Linked DNA regions of Homo sapiens: region 2 is linked to region 1. A link is an interaction called in ENCODE POLR2A ChIA-PET data of the cell type or tissue named here. Cell type or tissue: OCI-LY7. All regions are shown on one strand. Each heading gives the region's core, and the rest is flanking DNA. Links, peaks and the distances in the headings are about the cores only.

Evidence for each region. ChIA-PET counts read pairs that join two places held together with the same protein. Peaks named below come from ENCODE experiments on the same cell type or tissue, not always from the same donor. Only the 100,000 strongest peaks of a DNase experiment are listed, where the experiment ranks them.
Region 2: POLR2A ChIA-PET joins it to region 1 with 7 read pairs; 2 of 35 experiments call an interaction of 5 or more read pairs at or near these places.

What each region holds. Positions count from the first base shown.
Region 1 is chr21:43,351,029-43,358,704 of GRCh38, forward strand. LINC01679 (long intergenic non-protein coding RNA 1679) reads right to left here. Exons shown (of 2, transcript NR_131902.1): 2 at 7,027-7,676. Among named protein-coding and RNA genes, the nearest start is that of LINC01679, 7.5 kb to the right of the region's middle. RefSeq lists enhancers at 1,834-2,133, 2,274-2,363, 2,534-2,773, 4,864-4,913, 5,134-5,303 and a silencer at 3,184-3,513. In OCI-LY7, for the core only: a CTCF peak has its summit at 4,974; DNase peaks (open chromatin) are centred at 1,863, 3,143, 3,883, 4,993 and 1 weaker place; H3K4me3 peaks cover 3,032 bases; H3K27ac peaks cover 4,052 bases.
Region 2 is chr21:42,884,116-42,889,115 of GRCh38, forward strand. LOC105372817 (a long non-coding RNA gene) reads left to right here. Exons shown (of 4, transcript XR_937765.3): 3 at 2,686-2,844; 4 at 3,253-3,617. It also overlaps a transcript of WDR4 not described here. Among named protein-coding and RNA genes, the nearest start is that of NDUFV3, 6.7 kb to the right of the region's middle. In OCI-LY7, for the core only: no CTCF peak of the experiment used is centred there; no DNase peak of the experiment used is centred there.

The sequences.
Region 1 (7,676 bases), core at 1,553-6,552:
AGCGGCACGGGGTCCCCCAGCCCGGCAGGTGAGAGAACGGGGCCGGCTTGGTTCAGGGAGGCCCCAGCTGAGGCCTCCTGTCCAGGCAGCCGGTAAATAGTTTAAATCCTTTTTTCCTCACTATCAAAATAATACATATTCATTGACAGAGAATTTGGAAATTAAGAACATTACAAGAAACAGAAGGAGAAAAACCCACCATATATTCACAACACAAAGAGAACACCTTCAACATTTTGGAATGTTTCCTTCCAGCATTGCCTGTTTCTGTGCATTTCAAAAACATAGTTAAATAATGTCTGTGTGTGTGTGTGTGTGTGTGTGTGTGTGTGTGTGTGTGTGTGTGTGTTCTAGCTGGGTTTTCTGAGATTCTGTATTTGTCTTTTTGGCATCCATTTGTCACAGGGCCAATTGTATTCACTATAATTTTCTTATTTTCTGTATTCTTGATGCTCTGGCATTCAAAGACTCTTGCAGACTGTCCCTCCCAGAGCTGGCTGATTTCAGAGCCAAGATAGGGCTTGGCCTAGAGCAGCCAGTCCTGTCTATACCCCAACCATCCGCTTCATCTCACTGGTACACCAAGCCAGCATTTTCCCTGCCCTAGATGACCTCAGAGCCAGGCAAGCAGGGACAGCCCCTACGCCCCAAAGTCCAACAGAATTGTTCATGCCAGCCAGTCCTGAGTCTACCCGCCTGCCCTGCCTTTCCCAAGGAAACCCCAAGAAAGGCTGGTGCCTACTCCTCCCCAAACTAACTGGCATTTCCTGGCCCTGTGATGCGTCGCAGGCCCCTCCTCTTGTAAATACAAAAATCTCCTTTCTGGGATATGGCCTCTTCGCGTTGACACTCAGTCATACCTCCGTAAACTCACTCCCGGGTTTGATTTTAACCCCACGTGTGCGTGTGTGTGGTGTGTGTGTGCATAAGCTTAGCTCACGTTTGTTGCTCAACACTGTAACCATGGGGGTCTCCAGTGCCGTTAGCATCCTTTTTCAATGTAATTTGTAATGATTGTATGGCATTCTCTCCTATGGATATACCCAAATCTCTCCTTTTGCTATATTGGATTTGCTTCTGTACATTTTTTAATTACCCTGAGATGAATCTTTTTCTGCATCAATATTTTCCCATAGCTTGGGATCTTTCCTTATGTTAGAGGATCAGAAATAGAAGCCCAGGATTGAAGGAACGTCTTCAGGTTGCAGATTCACGTTGACAACATCCTCTAAAAGTCTACCTGCATTTACGCTCCACTGAGGATGATCAGTTAATACAATTTCACTAGTTCAACAGGGAAACTGTAGTGTCCGGATGTACATTCTTTTGTTGACGAATGAGGTCGAACTTTCTTCCCGGTGTTTAGTGTTCCCTTATATTTACATCCTTGAGAACTCCCTACTCCTCTTCTCGACCTGCCTTTCAAGTTGAGGTATGTTTTAAAAAGGTAAACTGAGGCATAATATACTTTTTAAAGAGTTGACTTGAGCAAACCACCATTCATGAATCAGGCAGCCCCACACCAGAATGGATCAGGAGCTCCACCAAGGGAACACAGGGGCAGCTCTCCTAGGACATGCGCAGATGTCAAGCAGAGAAAGTGGTCTGATTGGTCGCAGGTACGCCATTGCCTGTTGTACACCAGAGAAGGTATCTGATTGGCCACAGGCATGCAGTTGACACACATAAAGCAGAGAAAGTATCTGATTGGCTGCTAGCAGGCAGAGAAGGTATCTGATTGGCTGCAGGCATGCAGTTGCCTGACATGCACCAGAGAAAGTATCTGATTGGTCGTAGGTACAGCAGTTGCCTAAGGTGAAGCAGAGAAAGTATCTGATTGGCCGCATGTACGCAGTTTCTTTATTGGGTCCGTCCCATTGGAAAGTCCCTGGTTATGTAAGTTTGTTGGCTGCCTCTGATTGGTGGAGCTTAAGTTCTGTTTCTCTTTAATGCAGGCATTTACAAGAAATAGCTCAGTTTCGCTTACCTCTGCAACTCAAGCTGGGGTGAGATCACTTGCGAGGACTGCCTGGCACCATTCGCTTGGGCCTCTTGGGGCCTAGTCTCCGATTTAATGTAACGGGCCACTGAGACTTCTTTATTTCCGTTTGGAGAAGTTCTTTGCTTATGAGGGGATTGTTACGGGTTGAATTACGTCTGTCTCCATTCCACTCCCCCATTTCTATGTCGAAGTCCTGACCCCCAGTACCTCAGAATGTGACTCATTTGGAAATAGCTTTTTGCAGATGGAATTGGTTAAAAGGAGGCCATGCTGGAGTAGGCTGGGCCCCTAATCCAATGACCACTGTCCTTCCGAGAAGGGGAGATTTGAGCACAGACAGGTGCTGGAGAACGCGTGTGAAGAGGGAGACAGGGACCGGGATGACGCTTCCACCAGCCAGGGAATGCCAAGGGTCCCAGAGGCGCAGAGAGAGGCCGGGGCAGACGCAGTCCCCCAGCCCCGGAAGGAACCAGCCCTGCCAACGGCTTCAGCTCGGGGGTCCGGCCTCCAGCAGCGCAAGAGAGTGAATGTCTGTTGTCTGGACCCCCGTCTGTGGTGCTTTGTGCAACAGCCGCGGGACACCCAGGGGTCAAGCCTGACCAGCCGGATGGCTGCCAGCATGGTCTCGATTTTCTCCATGGGGGATGGAAGGCAGCTCTGCTCCCCTTTCCTGGCAAGGCCCCTCGGAGCTGGCCCTGCACGGTTCATGTCACAGAGGGGCCCGATCCCCTTTTTCTCCCCAGAGAGGAGCTCTAGGGGGTTCCCGACAGCCCAGGACGACATGACGCAAGCAGCCCTCAGTCCCAAGTCCCCTCTGTGACACCCGCTGCAGGTGCCAGGCAGCTGTTGGGGGGCGGCTGTTGGGGAGCCCATCTGAGGGGCTTCCAGCCACAGCTGGTGAGGGTCCCTTGGTCCTCAGGGATGCATCCTGGATAGGAGTCCAGGACTGCAGCTCCTGCTCACCTGGTTGGGCAAACTGCGTATAGAACGAGGGCCCCAGCACCAGGAAGGGCCCCCAGCACAGAGGATGTGGGATGAGAGTGGTACTGGGCAGGGTGGAGTTTCAACAGACAGAGGTAGAAGCCTCAGGCCAGCACAGCCCTGGCAGCCTCGTGGCCCCCAATGCCGCTGGGTCAGAGCCAACAGGACAGCCTGGCCTCACGCTGAGGCCACAGCAGGGCGGGCTGGGGCTCACTCCCTGCACATTGCTTGCACCTCTGCTCTCAGCCCCACGCTTTGTTTCTAGGGGCCCGGAAGCTGCACACTCACTTCCAGAACTCCCGTGCCTACGGGCGCCTCAGCCAGCTCTGCCGCAGGAGGAGGGGCAATGCTTCTTGCTTCCAGTTGGCATCGGCGGCCCCTCCGGTCAGGGCAGGTGTCCTCGCCCTGCTGGGGGCAGCCCCTCTGGTCAGGGCAGGCATCCCCACCCTGCGGGAGGCGGCCCCTAGGGTCAGGGCAGGTGTCCCTACCCTGCTGGAGGTGGCCCCTCACCAGCACATCCAGAGCCAGCTGCAGCTCTAACAGCTCGGCAGCACAGGCTCCATGGGCAGCAGCAGCTCCTGTCACCAGGAGCACCCTCCTGCCCTGGCCTCCCCCAAGCCTGCTTCTCCCTTCTGCTCTTCTGGCACCTCGGTAGCTGATTCCTGGTGTTAAATCTCCTCTGTTGGAACATGTAGACCAGCTGGTTTTCCTTATAGGACCCTGACTGGCAGACCTACTGCCCTTTAGCGAAGTCAAGAATCAAAGAGCACCTCCAAGCCAGGTATAGGCCAGATTTGCTTCTGTGACATGTCCCATGCGGACCCACCTGAGTGTGACCACCCCATCTTACTGCAAATACAGGTGACAGCCCCAATGCAAATACAAACACAAATACAAGCACAGGTGCAAATGCAACTGCAAGTTCAGATGCAAATGCAATTTGCAGCTGCACCCGAGACCAACCCCTCCCCACCACAGATGCACACGCACACATACTGACATATTCACACACACATACTGGTGCAGCCCTGCAGCTGCACCCCTGAGACCACCCCCTCCCCACCACAGATGCACACGCACACATACTGACATATTCACACACACATACTGGTGCAGCCCTGCAGCTGCACCCCTGAGACCATCCCCTCCCCATCGCAGACACACATGCACTCATACTGGCATATTGCAGAGCACCGTGTGGTAGCATTGTTTTTAACTGCAAATACCTGAACTCAACCTAGATTTCCATGGATAGTTATGAACCTTCCAATGGGCTGCCACTCAGCCGCGGGAAAGGCTGGGGCTGTGTGGCAGTGGAGAAACAGCTCTGACGCATGGCATTTGCTGAAAAAAGCAAAAGTGCAGAAGAGCACTAGCGGTGAGCCCGCACCTCCGCATAGAGGCGTAGGCAGTGCTTGTGCCTATTTGCTCATTAACGCACAGAAGGATGCACACCGCGGTTGGCCATGCTGCTTGTCTCGATGGGCGGGCGGGGACCGGGTAGAAGGAAGGCTTCACAGAATAGATACCCTGCGGTGCCTTTAGAACTTTGAAGCATATGCCACTCTACAAAATACATGCAAAAATGTGCTATTTATTCAAGGACTGAACTTGAGTAACATGATTATTTCACAAAAGACCCTGGCACTCAAGGCAGGCAGTGGTGAGCCGGCAGCCCCCTCGGCGAACACAGCTGGCCCAGGCAGCTTGGAGCAGCAGTAGGAAGACTCCCTGCTCGCTGTAGACCTGAGCTCAAGCCAGAGGAGCCAGGCTTCCGAGCACCGGGGCCCTGAGGCCGCTGGAGAGGGTGGCTCTCCCACCCCTGGAGTTCCCCAGAGACCTCGTCTGGGGCCGGCGCCTATGCCTGCTTATTTGGCCATAATGAATGGGCACTCCCTGGAGCAGATGTGCCTAATAACAGTCCAGCAAGACTGCCTCAAGAGCCACCTCTGGGACACACTTTAAAGCCACACTGGCCACAAGGGACGCTGGTGATCCCGTGGTCTGCAGAGCTACCTGCTCAGTCTATTTATGTCACCTCACTCCCAGCCAGCCAGGGGAGGCCAGGGGAGCCCCTCGATGACTAATGTCACAGCTGCCACCAGGGACAGGCCCTGCAGCAGCCTGGAGGCCTGATGTGTCCATACCAACGATGGCCGTCAGCAGGGGCTGTGTGGAAGGACAGAGCTGCTGGGGCCTTGGGAAGACAAGAGACCGGCTGCCGCCTGTAACTGCTGGCCTGGCTGTGGGCTTTTGGCTGAGGTCTGCAGCCATGCACTGGCCACCGTGTTGTACAGGAAGAGGACTTCTCACTGGTTTCCACAGTCTGTGCACCCTGACAGCGGGTTGTCTACTGGAACCTGGTTCAACGTCTCTTGGTTGAAACCTTGGTGGTGCCAGGGCTTGAAAGCCCTTTCCCCGGAGGGCTCCCCTGTTGGCTCTGACTTGCTGTCCTCGGTAGGTGAGCCTTCCTGCCCGTCCCGTCAGCTCGAGGCCCACAGCCCCTCACCCCTCTTCCCAAGAGCACCCTGACACAGTCACACAGAGACCCGCACCGCTGACTTACGGACAGAGAAACGCGCATTGCTGACTCTGAGCACAGGTGGCCTGGCTCCTGCACAGACCCCCCACCAACCCAGTCTCTGGGCACACACTTCAAAGAGCCTGCCAGGGTTAATGCCACTTCAAGAAACCGGTGGCCTGGGAGTCTAGAATCTTCTGGCTATCAGTCAGCGGTGCCTGCCTGTAGGAGCCCAGGCCCTTAGCAAACTCCTAGGCTCTGTGCTTTCCCACAGCGAATCTTTAGCACTAAGATTCAGCTCCCAGCCTTTCATCGGTTGTGTATGTCTTTCCTGGCCCAAATAATATCGTGGTGGGACACTAGATAGGAGCCTGTCCCCAAATAAATGAGTTGCAACAGTAACTAGTTAGTTACTTGTAATTAAACACACAGAGACAGACTATTATTATTATTATTTTGAGACGGAATCTCGCTCTGTCACCGAGGCTGGAGAGCAGTGGCGCGATCTCAGCTCACTGCAACCTCCGCCTCCCAGGTTCAAGCGATTCTCCTGCCTCAGACTCTGGAGTCGCTGGGACTACAGGTGTGCACCACCAGGCCTGGCTAATTTTTGTATTTTAATAGAGATGGGGTTTCACTAGATGATTTACCCCTTTTAAAAACAATGCACTTGGCTGGGCGCAGTGGCTCATGCCTGTAATCCCAGCACTTTGGGAGGCCGAGGTGGGTGGATCCCTGAGGTCAGGAGTTCGAGACCAGCCTGGCCAACATAGTGAAACCCCGTCTCAAAATAATAATTTTGAATCTCGCTCATCAGAGCGAGCTTCTGTCTCAAAATAATAATAATAATAATAATAATAATAATAATAATAATAAAATGCACTTACAAGGAAATCAGCAAAGCTAGACCCCCACCTACTCCCGCCCCAACACCTTTAAGAAGAAAGATGCCCTCAAAGAAGGGGGGTGTCCAAAAAGGGCAGGACAAGAGCTCCCCAGGCCACATCGCTTTGGGACGTGGGGCGGGGGCTGCAGGCTCTACACAGCTTCAGGTTTCTCAGGGCTCCACCATACATCGGTTCCAAAGGCCCCTCTGCACAAGGAGACTGTCTCCTGCATGTATGAGTTATCTTCTTGCTTTGCCTAACAGGGTATTATAGCTTCGATGTCTTTCGTCACTGGCACAGAGGTTTTCTAACATCCGTCTTCGTGGCCTCCTGGTCCGGTGGCAAGCATCCCAAGCTCCGCTTCACAGATGAAAAAGCTGAGAGGTTAATTAAACCGTTTGTTGTCCCACGCAGAGTCAGCTTTGGGGCTGGGAGCCACCACAGGACCTGGCTCCCCACGACACCGGCTGAGCCCGGAAGCAGCTGAAGGTTCCAGGACCCTCGGGGCAGCTCCCAGGCCGGCGAGGAAGAAGCCAGGGTGAAATTTGCGGAATGGATTTGTTTCCACTCTTGGAATTCGTGATCACTTTGCTCCTCTGAGTCTCTAGGAATTAGCAATTGTGCCATCGACCAAATTAAGGTGCAAATTATTTGTATTGTTAAACGACTCCAGTTATTACTTGGAGAAAATTTTGCACTTCAATTAACAAAAGCACACATGGGGCAGTTTCTGAGCAAAGCCAGATTTTATAACACTCAGAAGAATGAGGTCCGGCCCCGGGCCTCGCCGCCCTCCTCCTGGCTTTCAGCTCAGCCTGTCCCCTGGCAGTGCCAGCAGCTTATCCGCAGGTCCCCGAGGCCACCCGTTCCCTTCGCACCAGAGCTCTCCCCTCTGTTCTTTGAGAAGCAGGAAGCTAGATGGATCCATCTCAAGGGGGATCCCCCAGAAGCAAAGCCTGAGAGAAGAGCTCTTGTGAAAGTGATTTACTGGGGGAATGGTCTGGGTTTTATGGGGTGAATTGCATCCCTCAAATTCCCATGTTAAAGCCCTAACCCTCAGTGCCCCAGAATGTGGCTGTTTTTGAGACAAGGTCTTTCAGAGGTGATTAAGGTAAATGAGGTCACTAGGGTGGGCCCAGATCCAGTATGACTGGTGTCCTTATAAGAACAGGAGGAGAAGACACACGGGGATGCCAGGGGCCTGCTTGCCCAGAGGGACAGCCCTGAGACAGGGCAGCAAGAGGGTGGAGTCTGCGTGTCCTGGAAGGTGGGTGGGGGAGTGGGG
Region 2 (5,000 bases), core at 1-5,000, 470 kb before region 1:
TGGCCGAATAATATTCCACTGAATGCATATATCACATATATCACATTTTGTTTATCTGCTCATTGGTTGATAGGCAGTTTGGGATTTCCCACCTTTTGGCTATAATGAATAATGGTGTTGTGAACATTCCACTGGGAATGGAATTGTTGAGTCATATGGTAACATTTAAACTTTTCAGGAACTGGCCAGGTGTGGTGGATTGAACCTGGGAGGTAGAGGTTGCAATGAGCTGAGATTGCGCCACTGCACTCCAGCCTGGGTGATGGATCACACCTGTAATCCCAGCACTTTGGGAGGCCGAGGTGGGTGGATCACAAGGTCAGGAGTTCGAAATCAGCCTGACCAACATTGTGAAACCCCACTTCTACTAAAAATACAAAAATTAGCTGGTCGTGGTGTTGCGTACCTGTAATCCCAGCTACTCAGGAGGCTGAGGCAGGAGAATCACTTGAACCCGGGAGGCAGAGGTTGCAGTGAGCCGAGATCACGCCATTGCACTCCAGCCTGGGCAACAGAGCCAGACTCCACCTCAAAAAAAAAAAAGTCCTTTTCAGGGACCGCCAAGCTGATTCACAAAGTGGCTACAGCACTTTATAGTCCCACCAGCACTACATTGTGGTTCCAGTTTCTCCACATCCTCACCATCACTTGTTATTATGTCTTTTTTGTTTGTTTTTTTCCGACAGAGTCTCACTGTGTCCCCCAGTCTGAAGTGCAATGGTGCAATCCAGCTCACTGCAACCTCCCTCTCTGAGCTTCAAGTGATTCTCCTGCCTCAGCCTCCCAAGTAGCTGGGATTATAGGCACATGCCACCACACCCAGCTAATTTTTGTATTTTTGATAGAGACGGGGTTTCACCATGTTGGCCAGGCTGGTCTCGAATGCCTGACTTCAAGTGATCCGCCCGCCTTGGCTTCCCAAATTGCTGGGATTACAGGCGTGAACCAACGCATCTGGACACATATTATGTTTCTAAATAGGTGTGGGTCTCTCATTGAACTGTTATATTCTACTGTCAAATTGTCTCTCCATGAATAAATACCACACAGACCTAATCACCCTAGCAGCGTATTAAGATGTAATAACTTCTAGGGCAAGTCTTCACCCTTTTTTCCTCACATTTTCCCCCTTCTCCTCCTCTCTTCTTCCTCCTCCAAGAAAGCCTTGGGTATTCATAGCCCTTTATTACTTCCATATAAATGTTATAATTAGGGCCTGGCACGGTGGCTCATGCCTGTAATCCTAGCACTTTGGGAAGCCGAGGCAGGCAGACCACCTAAGGTCAGGAGTTCGAGACCAGCCTGGCCAACATGGTGAAACCCCATCTCTACTAAAAATACAAAATTAGCCGGGCATGGTGGCACGTGCCTGTAATCCCAGCTACTCTGGAGGCTGAGGCAGGAGAACCACTGAACCCAGGAGGCAGAGGTTGCAGTGAGCTGAGATCGCACCATTGCACTCCAGCCTGGGCAAAAAGCGCAAAACTCCATCAAAAAAAAATATATAGATAGATAGATATAAATTAGGTTATCAATTTCCCCCAAAATCCCTGCTAGGATATTGATTAGAATGTAATTGAATGTATTTTATATATATTAAATCTGTCCCCAGGCTGTTCCCCAGGCTGGAGTACAGTAATACAATCACAGCTCACTGCAGCCTTGACCTCCTCGGCTCAAGTGGATTGTCCCATCTTGGTCTCCTGAGTGGCTGGGACTACAGGTGTACATGACCATGACCCATTAACTTTTAAGTTTTTTGTAGAGACGGGGGTCTTGTTCTGTTGCCCAGGCTAGTGCCAAATCCCCAGCTTCAGGCAATCCTCCCACCTCAGCATAGATTTTTTTTTTTTTTTTTTTTGAGACAGTCTTGCTCTGTCACCCAGGCTGGAGTACAGTGGCATCATCTCGGCTCACTGCAACCTCCACCTGCTGGGTTCAGGCGATTCTCCTGTCTCAGCCTCCCGAGTAGCTGGGACTACAGGCATGTGCCACCAAGCCCAGCTAATTTTTGTATTTTTAGTAGAGACAGGGTTTTGCCATGTTGGCCAGGCTGGTCTCGAACTCCTGACGTCAGGCAATCCCACCGCCTTGGCCTCCCAAAGTGCTGGGATTACAGGCATGAGCCACCGTGCCCAGCCTAGATTTTTTTTAAGAACATTCACGTTTACAATATTTAGGAGCACCTTTTCCTCTTGATTTATTAATGTCTTACAATAAAATATTATCATCTTATTCAGAAAGCGTATGCACAAAATTTTAAATTTTATTTTTAGCAAAAAAATAGGCGATTTTGCTAGTGTACATGGGATCCTTTTAAAATTTTGTGTTTGTTGTTGGTGTCTAGAAATACAATTGACTTTTGTAAATTGTTCACACGTCCAGCAGTTTTGCTGAATTCTTGAATTCATTTCAATGATGTTTCTAGATGTTCCATGGGCTTTGCTAGCAAACACTGCCAGTTTGCCCACCACTTTGCCAGCGTAAGGCCTGTGCCCCCAGATATATTCCCAGCCTTTTGGGGAGGAGCGGGGAGCCCCTGCAGGCTGTGCTTCTCAGCCTTTGGGTCATTGCCCGCCGAGCTTTACATTTGTTTACATTTCTTTTTAATGCTAATGGTATCATGTGTGGTCTGTAAGTGTCTATATGTGTAGTTTTAGTAAGTCTTAACTTTTTATAAACCAGCAGCCTCCTGGCCGGGGATAGCCAATAGCCCCAGCCCACTGAAAGCCTGGTGAGCAGAAAGGGAAGAGAAACAAGGGTGTTCATTCACTGGTAGGATGTGTTTCCTGAACGGCTCCTGCTCCTGCTGGACAAGCCCACAGAGGGCCCAGCTTCCAACAGGTGAGCCTTCATGCCCCACCACTACTTTTTATTTGATTTGATTTTATTTTTAGACGGAGTTTCACTCTTGTTGCCCAGGCTGGAGTGCAATGGCGCAATCTCGAGTCACTGCAACCTCTGCCTTCTGAGTTCAAGTGATTCTCCTGCCTCAGCCTCCCGAGTAGCTGGGATTACAGGCAAGCACCACCATGCCCGGCTAATTTTGTATTTTTAGTAGAGACGGGGTTTCTCCGTGTTGGTCAGGCTGGTCTAGAACTCCCAACCTCAGGTGATCCGCCCACCTTGGCCTCCCAAAGTTCTGGGATTACAGGTGTGGGCCACGGCGCCTGGCCTAATTTTTTTTTTTTTTTTTTTTATTTTATAAAGAGGCAGAGTCTCACTATTGCCCAATCTGGTCTCAAACTCCAGGGCTCAAGCAATCCTCCTGCCTCAGCCTCCTAAAGTGCAGAAATTACAGGCATGAGCCACCACATCTGGACCCAGCCTCTACTTGTTACTGCAATATGCAATTTGGAGCGACTTAACTGCTCACGAGGAAATGTCTCGTGTCACACGGCATTTTAAGTAGATACTTAGAGCACTTGAGCTCACCACAGTAGCAACAGGAGGTGGTTGTGAAAGATTCCAGTAGTGAGGTATGTGCTAACATTAGTTTTATGCAGTTGTGATTGAATACTGCATCTTTACATTTACGTTTCTCTCAACTGTGAATGCTGCCATGTGTGGTCTCTGTTTCTGTATAAAAGTTTTAATAAATTTACCAGCCTGGCCAACATGGTGAAACCCTGTCTCTACTAAAAATACAAAACTTAGCCGGGCGTGGTGGCGTGTGCCTGTAATCCGAGTTACTCGGGAGGCTGAGGCAGGAGAACTGCTTGAGCCCGGGTAGCAGAGGTTGCAGTGAGTGAGCCAAGATCGTGCTACTGCACTCCAGCCTGAGTGACAAAGCAAGACTCCGTGTCAAAAAAAAAACAAAAACAAAAACAAAAAAAGTTTTTATAAATTTTAATATTTTATCATCAATTTGAGTATATTTTAGGTAGTAAATGATAAAATTAGTATCTACATATATTTTATGCATTCATGACATACCATTTTCTTAATTTTTCAGTATTTCTAGGCTATGTGGTTCATCCTAGTTTTGACAAATTATTTCATTCCTACAAAAAATTTTTCAATATATTTGTTGAAAAAAGCTACATATAAGTGGACCCACATAGCTCAAACCCATCTATGCCCTACAAGTGTCAACTGAGCGAACATAGATAGATACATAGAGAGCTAGATATAGATATAAGTATCTATATTATGAATATCAGCCAGGCACAGTGGCTCACCCCTGTAATCTCAGCACTTTGGGAGGCCAAGGCCGGTGTACTACTTGAGCTCAACAGTTCCAGACCAGCCTAGGCAACATGGTGAAACCCTGTCTCTACAAAAAATACAAAAATTAGCCAGGTGTGGTACTGTGCACCTGTAGTCCCAGCTACTTGAGAGGCTGAAGTAGGAGAATCACCTGAGCCTGAGAAAGTCAAGGATGCAGTGAGCCGAGATAGAGCCACTGCACTCCAGCCTGGGTGACAGAGTGAGACCCTGTCTCCAATAAATAAATAAATCAATAAATATCATACATATGTGTTTCCTATTGGTTTTTTTTTTTCTGGAAAACCCTATCTATCACACTGGCCAAATTTTGAAGTATTTGAGCTCACAATAAATATACAGTATAAAGGTTTATAATTTTTTTTTTTTTTTTTTAGAGACAGAGTCTTGCTCTGTCACCCAGGATGGAGTGCAGTAGAGTGATCTCAGCTCACTGCAACCTCTGCCTCCTGGATTCAAGCAATTCTCCTGCCTCTGCCTCCCGAGTAGCTGGGATTACAGGTGCCCACCACCACACCCAGCTAATTTTTGTTGTATTTTTAGTAGCGACAGGGTTTCACCACGTTGGCCAGGCTGGTCTCGAACTCCATACCTCAGGTGATCTGCCCGCCTTGGCCTCCCAAAGTGCTGAGACTACAGGCATGAGCCACTATGCCCAGCCTCTAAATTTATCTTTGATTGCATCTGATCTTTATTTAATCTAGGGTTCAATCTATATATATATAGATTGAAATTGTTCAAGCAATTCTCCTGCCTCAGCCTCCCGAGTAGCT